2 separate regions of the Mus musculus genome follow, and region 2 is linked to region 1. The links are chromatin loops, found by intact Hi-C in ENCODE. Cell type or tissue: heart. All regions are shown on one strand.

Evidence for each region. Hi-C counts contacts between places; a loop is a spot of excess contacts. Peaks named below come from ENCODE experiments on the same cell type or tissue, not always from the same donor. Only the 100,000 strongest peaks of a DNase experiment are listed, where the experiment ranks them.
Region 2: it touches region 1 in a loop (2.3-fold over the local background); 7 of 42 quality-filtered maps call a loop at or near these places.

The regions. Positions count from the first base shown.
Region 1 is chr5:23,414,653-23,417,152 of GRCm38, forward strand. All of the region lies in intron 1 of 5031425E22Rik (RIKEN cDNA 5031425E22 gene), which reads right to left. Among named protein-coding and RNA genes, the nearest start is that of 5031425E22Rik, 17 kb to the right of the region's middle. In heart, a CTCF peak has its summit at 1,303 (motif pointing right); DNase peaks (open chromatin) are centred at 1,119, 1,339 and 1,709.
Region 2 is chr5:23,655,383-23,657,882 of GRCm38, forward strand. The region is part of intron 2 of Srpk2 (serine/arginine-rich protein specific kinase 2); the gene reads right to left. Among named protein-coding and RNA genes, the nearest start is that of Srpk2, 19 kb to the right of the region's middle. In heart, a CTCF peak has its summit at 1,417 (motif pointing left); no DNase peak of the experiment used is centred here.

The sequences.
Region 1 (2,500 bases):
CCATTGGCTTTAAATAGAGGCAGCTTTAGGTCAGAAGTCTGACTGCCACTTAAGAGAGCCACTAGGAGTTTTGTGTGGAAAATGGGATCGTACTTTGCATCTTACTGATCAGAGCTGTGAAGGTTAAGTCATGAATATAAAAATGCTTAGTACAATGTCCTGACATTAACTAGGGCTCAATTAAAGGTTAACCAGTTCACAAGAAAACAAATTTGGCCTATCACTAAGGAAACAGAAGGGAATTTGAGACAACAGTCACATGTCTAACACATGGCACACAGGAATAATGGGCCTAGGGACACTTGGTCAAAGACTCTGGTCATTCACAGGTCATAATCACCCAGTGCTTTCCTGAAGTACATGGGTTCCTGGGGAGTGGGGCTGAGGAGGTAAAGTCTAAGTACCAAAGTCCTTGACTACCAATGCAAGATAAGGCTACAAACAAGAAATCTTTGGGGCTATTTCATGTACCTGGCTCGATTTAAGTACTATCTACCACTCTTTGTCTTGTTTTCTAAAGTCTACCATACAGTCAACTCTAACATGGAAAGGTCAAATTTAGATGCTGAGCACATGCAGTTTATCTAAGTGCTGTGACAGATGCAAAGAAAACCAACATGCTCCCAGGCTGCAGAAATGGTATGACTATCTCATTAAGCAGCAGCTTGTGGCATGGCTCTGCAGCTAAAGGCACTCTGTCTGCAAGCCTGGTGACCCGAGTTTGATCCCCAGAATTCACAGTAGGTTGGAGAGCAGATTCCAAACTTGTCCTCTGCCCCTTTCCAACTTAATAACGATGGTCCTAGAGAAATTAGAGTTATATCTAGGAATTATTCTTTCCCATTGAACATTGCTCTCATTCTCTCAACTAGCAGAATTAGAACACCTGCTTCTTTACCTTTATTAATATTGGCTATATCAGGCCTCAAGTATCTTATTACACTCAAGACCTTAGATTTGCAATATATAGAACTAGGCTCCTCCTACATTACTAGGCTCCTCCTACATTACTAGGCTCCTACTGTGTCAGGTGCCCACATTACAGCTCCTTTAGCTTTAGATGATCCCAAGCTGGCACTTCTATCTATCATCACTTTACACTAGGAACCTGAAACCTAGAAATACTGAGGAGCTACAGCGCAAAGGCCACAGCCTAGGTCATCTCTTGGCCAAGTGCAAACTATTGTAGCAGGAAAGGGTCTCTTTGGATGCAATGGAAAGCAAAACGAATTACACTGCGGTGGTAAACAATTTAATCTCTTTTAGCTAAAGATAAACTATGCTTTTATAAAGTAACCCACTAGAGGGCGCTAAATACACAAACTGCGACCAGGGCTTTGCAAATGTCAAGTCTCACACTGGTACAAGATATATAATCAGCTATGGCTTCAAGCCAAAAAGGCTCTCCTCAGAAGAAGCATGATGCATTTTATGATAAGGTGTTGTGTACCCTTGTCCCTCCAACTAAGGAAGAGAAGAACAACAAAAGACCTCAAGCCCCCCAAAGCTTGAAGCTGTATGTCGAGCAATTAATAATCTGTTTCTACTTGATACTGACTGCTGTACAAGGTGCCTTTCACTTAGGCGTTTTCTTTGCTGCATAGTGACAGAGAAAGTGCAAGTAACTTAGGTGGGAACAACTAGATTATCCAGTTAAGTTCACACCACAGTCTCTGTATTCAGGGTGTGGCACTGGGAATGAATGCACACAGTTTCAGCTCACACCTCGGTCTCAGTATTCAGGGTGTGGCTTGGGGGAATGAATGTGCGCAGTTTCAGCTCACACCACGGGTCTCGGTATTCAGGGGGTGGTGCTGGGGAACGCACATACTTTACTACTGAGCCCTAAGGTCAAATCCTAGGAACTAAATAGAGACACCATTTCTTTTAAATTTTATTTTAGACAAGTAAAATTCGTACATATTTTTAAAAACAGAAACAAACATTCATATTTAATTGAAATCTAGAGAAAATATCTTCTACCCAGAATGCCTGATTTCTGAATATTTTTATTTTTTGATTTATTGACGTGCCACCTTTTCTTTCCTCAACAGAATACTCATTTTATGCAAGCAACCAGATTTACAAAATATATTTTATTATTCTCCACTGTCACACATTTTCACTGAACATTTAAGGTCACAAATAGACAGGCAAGGTGATCCAGCACCCTGACAGCTGCAGGGCACTAACACCTTAGTAAGTGCACACAAATACATACTGAGGTTTTTTTTTTTTAAAGCAAAATTAGGATTATCTTGTAAATATCACTTCAAGGCCTACGATAGCCATCTTTCCACATCAGCATTTTTAAATGATTGTCCGTGCAGCGTTGCCAGGCGAGTAGTACTGAGCCACAACTCTCCTCGCCTGTTTCATTTTGGTTTGTATTTTTACTGTTAACATAGCTTACATAAATAGTACATCTTAAGTCTGTACTAGATTGACCTTTCTATTATTTGCAAGTATACTCTACTGTGTGGCTTCCTCCCCATCAACA
Region 2 (2,500 bases), 240 kb after region 1:
GATCCAAGAGGCAGAGGCAATGAGGACTACACAGGGAAACCCTGTCTGGAAAAATGAAAGGAAGGAAGAAACAAAGGAGGGGATAGAGGTTGGAGGAGGGAGGAAGGAAGAACGGAGGAAGGGAGGAAGAAAGGAAGGAAGGGAGGGAGGAAGGGAGGGAGGAGGGAGTTAGTGTGAGGGACCTCCTTTAAATTAGTTATAAATTCATTAGCACCTTTCAAAGGCAAGTATTGAATTTTGAGGGTATACAATTACAGAAACCACAATCTCCAGTTGTTCAACAGGGTGTCACCTGAGGTCATCCCAAGCCTTGATTGAGTTAAGACCTCATATGCCTAAATCCTCAAGAATCCAGCTGTCCACATGCACTGAACCAAGCAAAATGCCAAGACACAAAGTGAACAAGAATGTCTGTCATCCCTGCAGTTGGGGCAGAGAGGCAAGAGTCCACATCACAAAGTAAGACCTGTCAGTGAATGAAAATACCAACAAATGAGTGAATATTCTAACAGTGAGGAGCACCAAAAGATGGCAGAACTACCCTTTAACTTAAAACCAAATAAACTGTATTAGCTAGCCAAAGAAAATCAGGCCTAAATATTGATAAATTCTAGTTAATAAATCATTTAAGATTAATACTACTAAATAAATCATTGGAATCATGTAGAATTGTTTGTATACTCTCGGTAAATCCTAACATCTAGACTATTATAAACCTGGAGGGAGGAGGAGATGATAAGCCCATGACAAATCCTTTATAGTCACCGGGTACTAAACCTGATCATCACTCAGTTTGAAAATGAAGCTGGGAGCGATAGCATGGGCATGCGCTCCCAGAACATGGCAGCAGAGGGAGGAGGACAGTCAAGAGCCCAAGGCAACCTTGGTCTATTTAACGAGTTTCATGCTCTACATAGGAAGTGTCAAGTCAGCTTCAGAACATAGTGAGACACAAAACAACAGTCAAACTTTCAAAAACCCATTACACTTTTAGAATGCACTGTGCAGAGCTGGACGTGCTGGCCCACACCTCTGACCCCAGCACTCACAGGCAGACTGCTATGAGTCTGCGATCTACAGCCTGCTCTACACAATAAGACTGTCTTAAAAAAAAAAAAACACTGCAAAACTGGGCATAGTGACACTGGCCTGTACTTTCAGCATTTGTGAGCTTAAGGCCAGGTTAGGATACTCAAGAAGACCAAGTGGCACATGTCTTATACGCCAACACTCAAGAGGCAGGCACAGGGGCTTCTGTGAGCTCCAGGCCATTTCATTTAATGAACTCTAGATCCACTTTTTAAAAAGCATATATGATAAGGGCATGAGCACACAACTGTTTACTGGTAGGAAAAGTAAGGTGTATCTTGCTATTAGTTTTACTATAAAAATAGTGATTTGTTGTTGCCACCTGCTGGTAAAATTCATCATTTGAACATTAATGGATTTGAATTCATTCATCGCTTCACATAAAGTATCACGATTGTTAAAATTAAACACACGAAAAGCTTACTTGTGCTTGCTAACATTGTCTTCTTTGTGACATCATAATCAAACTAATCTAGTAGACTTCTCTTTGGGAAAAATTGAAAGCTACATCAGAATTAATGGTGACTAAAGCTAGAAAGTGGCTCACACTACATTTTCAGGCCTTGGAAGACTGAGGGAGAAAGATTTAAAAGTTTTAGGACAATCTGATCTATAGTCTGAGGTCTAAAAACAGCAGTGGTCAGGAATGCAGGGGAAGGTTGAGTGGTGAGAATGATCAACCACACCTAACCTATGGAAAAATCCTACAGAAATCTGATAACTGATGAGAAATTTAAACACGCCGGGCATGGGGGCACACGGCACGCCTTTAATCCTAGTACTCGGGAGGCAGAGGCAGGCAGATTTCTGAGTTCAAGGCCATCCTGGTCTACAAAATGAGTTCCAGGACAGCCAGGGCTACACAGAGAAACCCTGTCTCGAAAAAACAAAAACAAAAAACAACAAAAAAAAAAATTTAAACACAGACACACACACACACTCTCACTCACACACTCCCTCACACACACACACACACACACTCTCACACACACACACTCTCATACACACACACTCACACACTCCCTCACACACACTCACACACACACACACACACACATACTCTCTCACACACACACACACACTTTTTAACATACTCTGTGCAGGTAAAGCCATTCCAAGAAACCACAATTAAAAAAAAAAAAAAATCCTTGTGCCAAGAGGCCGCCTTGCCATGTAAGCTGTCAGTGAGCAAGGCCCAGGCAGTCCCCACAACAAAACAGGAACTATCACTGTTATTTGCCCACCAGAACTAGATATCACGGCCTTACCTGTAATGGTGCCTTATACCTTTGCCTCAGAACACAAAAAAAGCATGCTGGAACTGGGTTGAAAGAGCCTTTGCTTGCTGGGTAAAAGGTGTTCTTAGACTTGCCTGTGGAAACCTCTATGTAGCAAAACCAATCCCAAAGAA